Linked DNA regions of Homo sapiens: region 2 is linked to region 1. A link is a loop called in an ENCODE intact Hi-C map of the cell type or tissue named here. Cell type or tissue: GM12878. All regions are shown on one strand.

What was found. Hi-C counts contacts between places; a loop is a spot of excess contacts. Peaks named below come from ENCODE experiments on the same cell type or tissue, not always from the same donor. Only the 100,000 strongest peaks of a DNase experiment are listed, where the experiment ranks them.
Region 2: it touches region 1 in a loop (2.8-fold over the local background); 5 of 110 quality-filtered maps call a loop at or near these places.

The regions. Positions count from the first base shown.
Region 1 is chr13:79,537,197-79,545,196 of GRCh38, forward strand. It overlaps NDFIP2 (Nedd4 family interacting protein 2), which reads left to right. Exons shown (of 8, transcript NM_019080.3): 4 at 2,486-2,579; 5 at 6,362-6,486. Among named protein-coding and RNA genes, the nearest start is that of LINC01068, 26 kb to the right of the region's middle. In GM12878, a CTCF peak has its summit at 4,438 (motif pointing left); a DNase peak (open chromatin) is centred at 4,485.
Region 2 is chr13:78,989,183-78,997,182 of GRCh38, forward strand. No RefSeq gene overlaps it. Among named protein-coding and RNA genes, the nearest start is that of LINC00331, 150 kb to the left of the region's middle. In GM12878, no CTCF peak of the experiment used is centred here; a DNase peak (open chromatin) is centred at 4,829.

The sequences.
Region 1 (8,000 bases):
TCCCCAGTTCAAATGATTCTCCTGCCTTAGCCTCTTGAGTAGCTGGGACTACAGGAGCACGCCACCACATCTGGTTAATTTGTTTTTGTATTTTTAGTAGAGATGGGTTTCGCCATGTTGGTCAGGCTAGTCTTGAACTCCTGACTTCAAGTGATCCACCCACCTCGGCCTCCCAAAGTGCTGGGATTACAGGCATGAGCCACTGTACCTGGCCTGGACTGATGTTTTAAAATACACAGTATGAAATATATTTTTGCCATCACACTGACAATTTTTTGTTCTTACTGTGCTTTAATGTTTATTTCTTGAATTAATTTGAAATTATTTAAAATTTTATAAATATGCACTTAGTCATGGCCAGTCATTAAATTTAGTATATTGAGTTTACCTATGATATATGATTGCACAATTTAAGGGATCTTTGTGCCCGAATAATAAGCAATATAAAATGGTTTTGAAAGTTTTTTTATTTCAGGATAGCAGTATGCTTAGTGAGACTACCATGATTGTGTGGAAACAACATCAGTGTCCTGGATTCAAGTTCCACTTTGACCCTCCTAATTATGTGATATTGAGCAGAGCCCTAGCTTCTCAGACTTGGCCTCACAAAATTGAGTTATTCACACTCAACTGAGATGATGTGTACCGTATTAGTCCATTTTCACACTGCTATAAAGAAATACCCAAGACTGGGGAATTTATAAAGAAAAGAGGTTTAATTGACTTACAGTTCTGCAGACTGTATAGGAAGCATAGCAGCTTCTGGGGAGGCCCCAGGAAACTTACGATTGTGGCGGAAGGTGAGGGGGAAGCAGGCCCATTTTACATGGCTGGAGCAGGAGGAAGAGAGAGAGTGAAGGGGTGATGCCACACACTTTTAAACAACCAGATCTCAGAAAAAACAATAATGCACTCACTCACTCTCATGAGAACAGCGCCCAGGAAAATGATGTGAAACCATTAGAAACCACCCCCATGATCCGATCACCTCCTACCAGGCCCAATCTCCAACAGTTGAGGATTACAGTTGAATATGAGATTTGGATGGGGACACAGATCGAACCATATAATTCTGTCCCTGGCCTCTCCCAGATCTCATGTCCTTCTCACATTTCAAAATACAACCATGCCTTCCCAAGAGTCCCCCAGAATCTTATTCCAGCATTAACTCAAAGAGTCAACAATCCAAAGCCTCATCTGAGACAAGGCAAGTCCCTTCCACCCACGGGCCTGTAAAATCAAAAACAAGCTAATTACTTCTAAGATAAAATGGCACTATAGGCATTGGGTAAATATGCTGGTTCCAAAAGGGAGAAATTGGCCAACAAAAGGGGATACAAGCCCCATGGAAGACCGAAACCAAGCCTGACAGTCATTAAATCCTAAAGTTCCAAGATAATATTTTTTTGAGACGGTCTCACTGTCGCCCAGACTGGAGTGCAGCGGTGTGATCTCGGCTCACTGCAGCTGCTACCTCCCGAGTTCAAGCGATTCTCATGCCTCAGCCTCCTGAGTAGCTGGGATTACAGGCATGTGCCACCATACCTGGCTAATTTTTGTATTTTTAGTAGAGGCAGGGTTTCACCATGCTGGCCAGGCAGGTCTTGAACTCCTGGCCTGAAGTGATCCACCTGTCTTGGCCTTCCAAAGTGTGAGATTATAGGCGTGAGCCACAGCGCCTGGCCAGAATAATCTTTGACTCCACGTCTCACATCCAGGGCTTACTGGTACAAGGGGTGGGCTTCCCAGGCCTTGGGTAGCTCTGCCCCTGAGGCTTTGCAGTGTACAGCTCTGTGGCTGCTTGAGGGACTGGCATCGAATGCCGGCAGCTTTTCCAGAAAAAAGGCCACCAATGCCTCTACCTGGAAGACATGTAGAAACATGATAGACTTGGGGAGAATTGTCTCCTAACATAGTCTGCTGTTGATGGGCATTTAGATTGTATCTAATCTTTTGCTCTTATTAACATTGCTGGAATGAATTATCTTTAATACATCATTTTTATAAGAGGGAATATGTGTGTGTGTGTATACATATATATATATGTGCAGTGTATTTTAAGAACTGGAATTGCTGGATCATAGGGTATGCACATTTTTATTTTTGATAATTATTGCAAAATTGCCAACAATATAAGTTGTACCAATTTATACTCCACCACTGGTTATGAAAGTTCTTATTTCCCAGTCATTACTAATGGAGCACTGTCACATGTATCTTCTTGATACCATTTTTATGAGTTTGATGTTATTCATCTTTTATCTTTTTTGTGTTTATCTTTAAAGTTACTCTTTTCAAATGTGACTGTGAAAAAATATTAGTTGCTAATGCTTATTGATTACTCTGTGCCAGACATTGTACTCATTATTGCATTTGTCTATACAACAAATTGAGAACATTAGATGTTGCTGAAGTTCTTATGCTTACATTTAAGATGATAAAGTTGTAATTTTTAGTGAGCTATTCCAATGTTACATATTTACAGATTCAGGAGGAAGAGTGTCCACCAAGAGATGACTTCAGTGATGCAGACCAGCTCAGAGTGGGGAATGATGGCATTTTCATGCTGGCATTTTTCAGTAAGTAATCTTCCTAAACTATTTTGGGTTGTTTTTATGAATTGGCTGTATGTGTATTAAAGTAACATAGTGAAGAGAAGCAAATATTGTTAGCATATGTCTACCTTTCTTAAAATGTAAATTGTTCCTGATATTGGACTAATGAATACTGTGATCATATGTTTAAATACAAATCCTAGAATTTATCAAACTCTTGTTGGATAAATTTATGCGTTGCAGCCATTATGAAGATGCTGACATGTAAAAGTACATAAGCATATTTAAGCTATTTCAGATTTTTAAAGAGAAATACTGCTATATTGGTGCCCATTCAGCTCTGTAGGAGCGTATAGAATGAAACTATAAATTGCACTATTGGGGCAGAGGATTTCCATTTGAGTGTCCTTAAGCTAGAAGAAGGATTGGAAAAACAGATATTCTGGGCAACTGGAACAGTGTCACTTGGGACAGACAGTTATGAAAGTATAAGTCTTATTTGGGGGAATGTTAAGTAGTTAGAAGATCAGAAACAGTAACATTTTAACATCTTGCAGAATTCTTAGTATTTGACTTATAAAGTAAATTTAATCTTCTTGAGGGAAGACTGTGTCAAAGTCTTCATTATTTCAATTCATAATACAGGGATTGACATAGTAAACTCATTAAATAATAAGATGCCCAATCAACTGTTTAAATTACTAAAGCCAGTGGTAGAAACCCAATATTCATTTAAGTAAGTTTATTAGTCTATGATATAGTTAATTTCTGCCCTCAATCTGGTTAAATGATCAAGCTTTCATTCTTGGATAGAATGCTGATTTAATTCAATTTAGTTAAAAGCTTTATTATGATCATAAAACCGAGAAATAATTTACTTATTTAAAGTGCCACATTCAGCTTTAAAAAGTAGAAAATACAGCCTTCGTGAGTTGTCACTTTTGAGTCTGAAAGTCCATGTAAACCCTGTCCTCCAAGTTTGAAATGGTTTCTTGCTTCCCTTCTATTTTCATCTGCTGAAGAAAAGACGGGGAGGGGAATGAGCAAGGAGGGCAGACAGCTCCTCAAATTTACTAATTGTAATGTTCACGTTGTCAACCAGCTAATGTATATGCAAGATTTAAATCTTAAATTGGTTTTAGTTACAATTTCTAGTTATATAATGTTAGGTATAATAAAAAGGAAATAAACTGTGGTTACAAATGAGTGCTGTTTTGTAATATTAGTCCTGTGAACCTTGGTTTTTATCTTAATTTTGGTTTAACTGGTAATCCTATATATTAATAACATTTTAATAACAAACTTCTCACAGTTTGTTTACAAAAAAGAGTAGCTTAAACATTCATTACTTTCATTGTTATTATACCTTTTAAGAAACCTTAATTAGAAAGGAAAGGATCTAAATATATTGTATTATTTTTAGTATAAATACCTGGTTCTGGGGAATAAAAACATGTTATTTGACACCTTCTAATTATGCAACTCAGAAGTCTTATTTCTCCGTTTATTTCACTTACCACCAGTATCTTCTTTTTAATTTTAATTTTTTAGATTTGAAGCCCTTTCACTGATGTGTTATAAATGCATGGTAACTTAGACACACTGGATGACTTTATTCTTAGCCAGTGGTAGTATATTAGTTAATATAATGTAAATGTATATATTTATATTTAATAGATTTAATATATATTTTACTAAATTTTTACTAAATTGTTTCCACAACTTATATATTTAATGCTTCCTGTTTTACAAATATTGTACCAACATTATAACAGTAAATTTATATTTTTACCTGTATTTCCTGATTTTTTTTTCTGGCAGGCTATAGGCCTAGAGTTTATTTGCTTGATAAGCATAGATTTGTTTGTCATCACTACCATCTAGTGGCTGTTTTTCAAATTGCAACTTGCTATATTTTCCGTGTTTCTTAAATATCTAATAGCTACTGTGGGTAAAAAGGTCCAGAAATAGATTTTATTTTTAGTGTGGTTTAATTATAACTTAAGCATTTCAGGTTATATAACTTGCACAAGTAAAATTACAGTGAATATCAATAAGACTATTTCAATTAAAACCTTTTGGTGGCTTAATTCTTTCCTTCTTTATTTTCAGTGTTTTACCTCACATAACCTAAAAAAAGTTTACACTTAAATTTGGTAAGATAATTGCATATTCTTGTTCAGAAAATGTAAAAGAAGAAATGTTTGTAATAATGCTTTTGCTTCTCAAAATCCTTTTAAAGTGTTACCATAAAATGCCTCAGATACATGCCTAATGTGCATATCTCTGATCTTATTTTTAAGAAATTTTCTAAGAGAATGGAACAGAATTTGGTTATTTGCCAAATACTAGAAATGAAAAGTTTATGGATAATTGACAGTCTATGGAAATGACCTTAAATTTTAGTACTTCAAAATGTAATGGGCTCTTATTTGATCCTGTTTAGAAAACTTTTCTTCTGAGGTTTAGCCATTTGTACCGTGTGTGAATCTTCACATCAGCATGCCATGATAATAAGTAATCACCTGCATTATTATCATTTTAGACTTGAGGGAAACAGAAAGAGAAGGTATTTGTAACCTTAAAATAATTAGAAGGGTGTTTTGAAATGTGAATTCTGATTTGTAAGAAATTGCCAAACTGTCTTCCAAAGTGGCTGTACTATTTTGCATTCCCACCAGCAATGAATGAGAGTTCCTGTTGCTCTGTGTCCTTGCCCGTATTTGGTGTTGATGGTTTTTTTGTGTTGTTCTGTTTTTTGTTTTTTTTTTCAGACATTCTAATAGTTTGGTGATGGTATCTTATTGTGGTTTAATTTTTATTTCCCTAACAATTGATGTTAAGCATCTTTATTCAGTTTATTCTTTTGAGCACCTACCATATACAAGTCAAAAAGTTACAGTTTTTAAAGGGGTTATCTGGACACTACACATCTTGACACATCTTGGAAAACAAAACATTGATGTCTTATTCTGTCCACAAAAAGCTGTTTTTTATATAGCTTTTACATGACATTACATAGCATAAGTAAATTCAGAAAAGGAACATCTAAGAATTGTAATTACAGCTGAGGAAACCCATAAAGTATTTGTCAAGTATTCAATTTTATTGTTTTGTTTACCTTTTTTTTCCTTTTTTTTTTTGAGCCGGAGTCTTGCTCTGTTGCCCACATTCCAGTGCAGTGGCGTGATCTTGGCCCACTGCAACCTCTACCTCCCAGGTTCAAGCAATTCTCCTGCCTCAGCTTCCCAAGTAGCTGGGATTACAGGTGCCCACCACCACACCCGGCTAATTTTTATATTTTTAGTAGAGACAGGGTTTCACCATGTTGGCCAGGCTGGTCTCGAACTCCTGACCTCAGCTGATCCCCCTGCCTTGGCCTCCCAAAGTGCTGGGATTACAGGCATGAGCCACTGTGCCTGGCCTGCTTTACCTTTTTTAAAAAGCCAATTTTGTTGGCTGATTGCTTAGGCTGGACTTCTTGGGTGGAACCACATGTGAGATACATTGTGATCTGGTTTTAAGCTAGTTTATAACTGCAGTTACAACCATTAATGATAAGCTTTCAGGAATGGATTCCTGTTGGCCAAACTGACAAGAAACCAAGCTTACCCATTTGTTGATATACAGTATAGCAAATAAGCCATTTGCAAAAAGTAGGCTATAGTCTATAAAGAAGGCTTAATTGGCAGAGTTAAAAGAAAGGGAGCTGCTGTTTCCATTGAGCCATGAAATATTATTAATATGTCTATGTTAATTTGTTTCCAAATTGTGGTTTATAAAAGAACGGTTTCTGTTGCTTTTAGTGGCATTTATTTTCAACTGGCTTGGATTTTGTTTATCCTTCTGTATCACCAATACCATAGCTGGAAGGTATGGTGCTATCTGCGGATTTGGCCTTTCCTTGATCAAATGGATCCTTATTGTCAGGGTGAGTGTCTTGATAGCCTGTATCTCTTTTATCTCTAAAATGAGATGTATGAAATTTTCTGTGTGGTTCATAAATGGTCACTTTATTTTCATGAATTCAGTTATTTCAAGGCTTATTCTTAAATCCTATACTTAATCATTATAGTGAGCTCTGTGGTATGAACACTTTATAACTTTATCATATGAGAAGTTGTTAATATAGTGGAAAGAACTTTGAAATAATAAAAATTTAAGTTTGAATCTCATCTTTTTTATATGTCTTAACTTTATTTAATTGTTCTGAGCATTAGTTTCTTTATAATAGGCTGATAATAGCTGCCTTGTAGGATTTTTATGAGGTATGGAAATAATGTAATTAAAGTACCTTATCCAGTTACTGCACAAATATATGTGCTCAGTAAATCATGGCTACTATTATTGTGATATAGTGCAGGTATGCCTAAATTAAGTTAAAACATAAAAATTTCTCGTTTAGTCACATTATCATGACCTTAAATATCTTCTCACTGTTTTCTTTTGAAAACATTGAGAGCTCAAAAGTGAAGGCCTGTGAAGTGGTTATCAGAACTCTTTTTTTCCCTCATGCTTCTTCTAACCTTCCTTATTTTCCTGTTGTTCCCTGAAGTCACCCCCTGCCTTCTTATAATTTACAAGATAGTGCGTAGGGAGACAAGTTCCCCATCTTAACAACTTTTCTAGTCTCCAGATAGTTTTCTGTAAAAATTGCATAGGCATTAGTGTTGTTCGCATAATCATCCCCCAGCCTTTTGAAGGCCTCTTTTGACTTCTTTTTACAAATGTTTCTTCCTAGTTTTTTTTTTTTTTAACTGTAAGATCTAGGAGAATGATCAAGAGTGCTTTACTTACTGTTGTAATAAGTCTTTTGAAAAATTACCTACACATTTTAAATGCTGTTATACAATTAATAAATTAAAATACATACATTCTACATTTAAACATTGATTTCTAATTGAATGAGCTAAATCCTCCTAAAATTTTTAGTAGAATCATAGATCAAATATATTAGCTTCTCTTAAATGTTCACTTTAATAATATATATTATGAAGTTGATTTAAAAGTACCCACTATGAAAATATTAATGTTTATGGATGTAATGCATTTCTTCATTATTTTAAAACTTATAGCTTTCCAGGGTTTCAGTAATCCATAGGTTTTGATTATTAATCAGTTAATTCTTGGTTGGGACCTATGGACTGGTTTCTTCTAAGATAGTTAAAATTTGAGCCATCATTAGAACTATCCCCTGACAATTTCTTGTTTTAATTTTATTGCAAAAGATGTACAGTGGGTTCCTAACACAAGTATAAATCTATTAGCTGTTACAGAACATACAAAGATAAAGGCACAGTCCCTTCCCTTATAGAAATTATTATTAAAAAAACCTCAAAGTTGGGCCTAGATAAGTCCAATGTTGATTATGATACTAATAGAATTAAGCACTATTATTCAAATGGGATTTCTCATCTAAATCACAGAACATAGAAAATGATATGA
Region 2 (8,000 bases), 550 kb before region 1:
ATATTAAGTGGGTATTCTTATATCCTTAGAGGTTGCTTTAGTAGCAGAAAAGAACTTTAAACTTCATAGTAATCTATCACTTATCTGCACTCCTATATTTCCTATTATCCACGTCGTTCTGATTAACAACACATATGCTGCCTTGAATTACTATAAAAGATTGCATTTATTTATATAATAAATGCTGTAAATATATATAATTTATGCATATGTTCTGTCAGCCATTAATAGAAATAAACTATATAAATCTAGCACTCACATATAAACCGAGCAATCACATAGCATTATTAATAAAAATTATAACACTAAGTCCCTGTGTCTTTTAGTAATAGTCTTGTTACTTATCTGAGCCCATTTAGGCATTTGCAATTACTAAGTTCTTCTAGGTAGATACACAAAGCTTCTAATAGTTAGAGGTAGGTGTAAGCTAAAATTTTTCTCCCTCACCATTGCTATCTGATGATTTGTTACAATGAAAGCAATAATTAATCCTGCAACACTTCTCAATATCTATCAGTAAGCAGGAACACACACACACACATAACCTGTTCTGTGAAAACCTCATTATAGAACTTATTATACAAATAAATATGTGCCTACCAATTCAAGCAGCACATATTGTGTCTTTTACTGTGGAACAGACAAAATATGTTACAGGATTCCAGTGGATGAGAATTTATCATGGATTGTGGTAATGGAGGAAACAACCACAAAAGAAGTTAAACTTGAACCTGAGTCCCAAGGAAAGTCAGCAAAGACATTCTAAGCAGGGAGGAACCAACAAAAGTCCAGAGGTGGAAACATTTTAGGCACGCTCACTGTTTGTGGAATTGGACTTTTCCTTCTTCAAGCCATCAAAGTTGGAACAACATTTTGAACATAAGGAATATTATCATCAAATTATAGGTGTCTTAGCAGCCTTACCACCAAAATTAATTTATTCTAATAGGCCACATAGGCCACATAGGCATAAATATTGTAGATTTTCTATTTTATATGGGCAACTTGACTTTCAGTTCAAATATTTTATAACCTATTTCCTTAAACATGAAAGGCTATGAAAGCACCACCTATAATCCTGTTAGCAGCTCAGTGTGTTACTGCTACTAATAATGTCAAGGAGGCAATAGTCTTTTCCCCATGTTTATTCATTCATTTATGCATGCATAATCAGCAATCAGGGTTAAACAAGTACTAGGTATCCTGCTTTCTGCGAAGCCATCAGCAGCTCCAGTGAGTTGAGGGGAATGGTACTTAGTATCCCTTATCACCTAGTGACTATGATGATAGTTAATGGACTAAGATAATCATCCAAGGCTATGACCAGTGAGTGGTAGATGATACTAACAAGGAGATAGCAGGGGACATTCACTGACCAAATAACTACCCCCTCCTGAGCCCCTCACCCTGCAAAGATTGTTAAATGTTTTCCCACTGGTAAACTGAGAGACTAAGACTTCTTTTAAGGGTGGCCAGAGTGCTGGCTCATTTTGACAATTTCTAAGAGGTAGGCCTACCTAGGACTCTCAAGCTAAATTTAAAATAGAATTGTGATGTACAAAGTAGAAGGTCAGTGAGGTGACTCTATCTTCATATAGTATTTGCACTTATTTTGTAAGGCCATCAGGAGAATTGGCAGGATTGCCACCTGTCCTTCTGTCTGCATTATAAGAAAGCTGAGCTTCTGACTTTGAGGTATGCTACTAGGCTGATTATATGCCCAGATTTGATCAGGACAGTCCCAGTTTTTGTCAGTTGCCCAGGTGTGTAATTATTAACAGCACCTTACTTTCTTCTTAAAAGTGCCCCGCTGACACAATAAATTATATGGTCACATTACTACTAGCTGACTTCACCCTTGGATAATAGCTATCTATTCTTATCAACTATTTGGGAAGGAAGGCTTCTGATAGGTTAAAATGTTTCTAACCAAGGAGAACTGCTATAGGGGTTTCTGGAGCTAATTATGTGATACTAAACACAGTTTGATCAGCAGAGCTATTAATACATCAGGGAAATGAATTACCATAGCCCAGTGGTCGAGAGCACAGACTCTGGGGCCAGGCTCTCAGGTTCACATTCCAGTGCTGCCACTTTCTGCTCATGTGACCTTGTCCTCCCTAGTCTCAGTTTCCTCATCTGTAAAGTGGGAATGATAAGAGTACCTATCTCATACTGTATCAGTCCATTTTCACATTGCTAATAAAGACATACCCAAGACTGAGCAACTTACAAAAGAAGAGGTTTAATTGGACTTGAAGTGGCCCCTTTCAGCCACAGTTGGAGCAGCTGGGACGCAGGGCACCAAGTCCCTAGGCTGCACACAGCATGGGGAACCTGGATGCAGCCGATGAAACCACTTTTTCCTCCTAGGCCTTGGGCCTGTGAAGGGAGGGGCTAACATGAAGACCTCTGACATGCCCTAGAGACATTTTCCCTGTTGTCTTGGGGATCAACATTTGACTCCTCGTTACTTAAGTAAATATCTGCTGCCAGTTTGAATTGCTTCTCAGAAAAAGGGATTTTCTTTTCTATCGCATTTTCAGGCTTCAAATTTTCCAAACTTTTATGCTCTGTTTCCCTTATAAAACTGAATACTTTTAACAGCATCCAAGTCACCTCTTGAATACTTTGCTACTTAGAAATTTCTGTCACCAGACACCCTAAATCATCTCTCCCAAGTTCAAAGTTCCACAAATCTCTAGGGCAGGGGCAAAATGCCACCAGTCTCTTTGCTAAAATGTAACAAGAGTCACCTTTGCTCCAGTTCCCAACAAGTTCCTCATCTCCATCTGGGACGACCTCAGCTGGGACCTTACTGTTCATATCACTATCAGCATTTTTGTCAAAGCCATTCAACAAGTCTCTAGTAAGTTCCAAACTTTCCAACATTTTTCTGTCTTCTTCTGAGCCCTCCAAACTGTTCCAACCTCTGCCTATTATCCAGTTCCAAAGTTGCTTCCACGTTCTCGGGTATCTTTTCAGCAATGCCCCACTCTCAGTACCAATTCACTGTATTAGTCTGTTTTCACGCTGCTGATGAAGACATACTGGGCAATCTACAAGAGGAAGAGGTTTAATTGGACTTAAAGTTCCACGTGGCTGGGGAAGCCTCACAATCATTCTGGAAGGCAAGGAAGAGCCAGTCGTGTCTTACATAGATGGCAGCAGGCAAAGAGAGAGAGCTTGCACAGGAGAACTCCTCCTTTTAAAACCATCAGATCTTGTGAGACTTATTCACTATCACAAGAACAGCATGAGAAAGACTTGCCCCATGATTCAATTACTTCCCACTGGTCCCTCCCACAACACATGGGAATTCAAGATGAGATGTGGATGGAGACACAGCTAAACCGTATCACATACCCTCAATAGGGTTTCAATGAGGAATGCATGAATTAATACGTGTAAAGTGCCTAGAACAGTGCCTGACATACTGTCGATTATATAATAAGGGGTTCTTCTCATCATATCATCTATTAAAAAGATAGACATGCATAAATTAACAGTCCTACTATAGATGCAGCCTTCATTGAGCAATATCAAACATAACTTCAATAGACTACAGACAATTTGATAGTCTACAAAACAAATGACAGGTTGCTATAAGCTATAATTAAGATATTTGAGATCTATATCATAATAAAAATAAAGGTTTTGTTTACAGTAACACTCTGAGCTTATGTGAAGTGAAACTTTGTCTTTTTTTCTTAATCTCACTGACCAATACAAAAATATTATTGTGCTCTGTTTTATTATTCTCAAGATACAAAGAATTCTAGTATCTTAATGTTACACAGCATATTAAAATTTTTGATCTTCTAATACTCTAAACCCTCACTTATATCTCCCCAGCTCTGCATAAAAGGTACCATATATATTTTTGATTTGGGTATGCCACTAAACCAGATATATTTTATTATACACTTTTGAGAAAATACACGTATAACTTGAAAAAGAATCACTGATAAATAATTGGATACATTAAATAGATAATACTTGACTGTTGGTTGTTGAACTGGGGATTAAGATATCAGATAGTTCCCCAAAGTAAATACCTTGATTGAATGATCACAACGGAATTTATAAATTAAATACAAAAGATTACGTTAATGTGATATAAATGGGAACATGAGAAAATATCAAAGTTGAAGTTTTTGTTGGAAAATGAATTTGAAATGATCTCTTATGCATATGCAACTTTTTAATACATACTCTCTGAGGTACATTTACACTCACATTTAGAAGTCTAATTAGTAATAAAAAGGGAAGAGTTTGTAATGATAGCACCCTGCTCTTAGGGTCCCTATTACAGATTCTGAAAACAAATTCATTAATATCTTAATCTACATTATATCATTTTCAGTACGCAAATACTTCAGCCCAGAAGATGTAAACTTTATTTATTTGCATTTAACCTGTAAGGTTGAAGCCTAGAGATCTTGTTTCTTTCAAAAATCAGGCTTTTGACATTTTTCTCCTGCCAAACAAAAGATTTAAAAAAGAAGTAGCCAAAATGCTTTTAAATACGTCCCTTTTTCTAATATGTGCTGTTTCTTGAGAAGGCTAAGAGGCATTTAGGTAGAGAACCATCAAAAACATTGCTCCTAATGCCTCTCTTTTAGGCTATTACTGGTAGAATCCCTCTTAACCCTTGAGGCAACTCAACAATTGAGTTAAGGAGATTTTCGTGTATCGGTTTTGCCTGTCATATGGTTGACTTAACTTCAGAATATACTTTGCAGCTGAAGGTTCATTTCCCTCAATTTGTTAAGTGGCTAATTATAAAGGTTCACAAAAGAATTGACACAAGGGAAAGAGATGAGCCTGACTTCTATCAGCTGCCCCAAGGGACCTGTACAAGTGTCATCTGTAAAAACAGAGCACAAATTAAACAATGGCCATAATAAGCTGCCAGGAGCAGGGGTGTATTGAAAGGGGAATTCTTATGTAGATGCAAAGCAGGCACTAAATGGCTGGGACTTTTGTTTATTTTTTCACATTGACAGCTAAGGTCCAATGTAAGTAATTGTATTTAAGCTTCTGCTGCAAAAATAAAAGTTTAAACCTGAGTTGACCAAAATAAGAGAAATAAGAAGACAACTCTTTATTTTGTATCTGCAGCTGACATATACATATTTTTCTCTCTACAATATATTGGAAATAGTTTTGAAATCCAATAAAAACCTAGCTATAATTTCTGAATAAGCAGATATTTTAAATAAAGTTACTAGAAATAGTAACCACAAATATGAGTATGAGATGAAACATCTATTTTCCATCAGATCAGAAACAAATATTTTCCATCAGATAACTTGATTTTCTCTTTACAGGCAGTGCCATGAATTCTAAATATCCGCGTTTTTAACATTTGAAAAAGCATAAACAACAAAGAAAACTCTCTTTACTTGGAGCTATGATAGCTAATGAAATGAAATGAAAATTGCTGCATTGTTTCTACCTTTCATCAAAACATCTCTGTGCATAGTATTTGCATCATTATGTAAGACATTTGCAAATATGTATAATGGTTTTGCCTATGGGAAAAGTCTCCTACTCTAATGTATTCCTGAAAGATAAATGAACAATTCTTTAGGTATGATAAAAAGATTCAGAGGGTTGGATAGAGCAGTGATATTAAAACTACAAGCTCATCATTTAAGTTTTTTTTTTTAAATGTCAATTGCTAACACTGCAGGTCTGTATTTTACTTAGTTTTTTTTCTCTGCAAACTCACCACCTCTTTTCCAATTTCTTTTCTGATTCAAGATACGCAACATCCTGTTTGCCGGAGCTGCCTGCTTTGATACGTCAGCAAGGATCTTGTGAAGTTAAAAGTATTTGGTTTCAGATCTCAGATCTGAATTTTTGCCTGAACTCCGTGTTTTCAGTTGTCTTGAAACAATGGCTGAAATTTGGCCATCAGCAGATATCCAACCCATTGCATTGTTCATCCACTGAATTTAGTAATCAGAGCAAGACCTGATTTTTAGAGCATATTACCCACTGATATTGAAATTATAAAAATGTGAAGAGAGATTTTATCATATTTTTTAAAGATAGGAAGTAGATGGAGGGTAATGGATTTAACCCACGGGGTAACAGACTTACCAGAGTGGAAGTAGAGTAGGGTAGAGCAGAGTAGAAGTAGAACATACCTGCTGGCACAGGGCGGGCAGCAACACAGATGAGCTAGATTGCCCAATAAACCCCTGAGAGATTCTGCACTGGAAACATCAGGTATCTGATGGGTACAAAGCCAAAAAGACATGCTTGGGCTAAAATTGTACGTATGGTCATAGAATCTCCCAAGGAGATTGGAGTTTTATTTTCTGGGAGAAACTGGGCAGAGTGTTCCCAGATTCAGGTAGAATAGAAACAAAGGCGGTCAGGATTGGGGTGTGGAGCTGATAACAGAATAATTCCTTTAAGAGAAAGCAGGCTCGTAGAATACCCCCACCAACCAGCAGGAAGCTGAAGGAGTCTTCTGTAGTGGAACTGGTCTGACTTTTAGAGATCTTCCAGTGAAAGGGTCATGTTGCTTCCTGTTGAGCCCACAGTCAAGCCCTTAGGTGCACAAGTCCCATCCACAAATTTGGAGCCTCCAATCTGCTTTTAATGCCTCATTCATAAACCTTAACAAGCAACGAGGGATCACTGGGCATTGGGTTAAAGCCTCCATTATGAAAATATTATAAAACAATAATACAAGAAAAGAATTCAGAGCAGAAAGACAACACAGAGAACAGAAGAATTAAAAATATCTTTGGAGAGTTAACAACAGGTATTGTGTTCATAAAACAAGAACGGGGTGCTGTGAAAAGAAACTATCAGAGAATCACAAAGAGCTATTATAAATTAAGAATAAGAAAGGCAAAATGACAATTTGACAGAAAGGTTGATAAAGGTAAGAAAAAGTCCTCAAAGTATATCAAAAAAACACAAAGAAATGGAAAGTGTACAAATTTTAAAAATTAGTCAAATGAGAAGACACCATATTTTATTAATAGAAGGTCTAGAGAGATTAAGAGAAATAGAGCAAATGAAAGTACCTAAGAAATAACAGGAAAAACATTCAGAACTGAAAGACAAGACATTTGTCTCCTGGTTATAAGAATATTGCAAGTACCCAGCCCAATTAATAAAAAAGAGAGACCAAACCAATGCATTACCAAGGCACATTATCATGAATTTTCAGAACACTGAGGATAAACACAATATCTTAAATACTTCAAGAAAGAAAGAAAGGAAAGAAAAAAAAGGGATAAGAAAAAAACCTAGGACAAAACAATAGATCGCATATAGAGAATAAAGAATTAGAATGGCATTGAATTTCCCAAAAGCAATATTGGAGACTAGAAGAAGAGGAAAAATTGCTTTCAAAATTCTAAGGCAAAATGACCATAAACCCTAAATTTTGTATTATTTAGCATTCTCAGTGGGGTCTGAGAGTAGAATAAATATATATTTAAACATATTAGGACTCCAAAAATGTTACCTACCATTACCTTTTTTTTTTTTTAGGGACCCACTGCAGGTTACATAATTCAGAAAAAGTAGGAAATAATTCAAGAGAGAGTTACAGAATATACATACTCTAATGTTAGAGTGAAAAGATGTCCCAGTTTATTTGAACAGTCTTGGTTTAGCTCTAGTGTTTGGACATAATTGTAAGTAACACTCCTTTTATTCTCAAAAGTGTCCTCTTTATTTCTAAACGGTGTATACTAATCTCATATTTTATGATGTTCAAGATTCTTAATCAAATTTCCTCATTTTGGTTCAATGTGAAAAAACATGATGAAACCAATGATTCAATTTAGATAAATTCTGGGAAATGAATTAGAAAATATACATGATTATCTTGTAGCTATGAGATAATCATGCTGGGAGTAAACTTCTCATTAGCAGATGCAAGTTTCCTTCGAGTAAAGTTAGTAATGAAATAAGACAAAAATATGTAAAAATAAGTTTTCAACATTCATAAACTTTATTCAGAT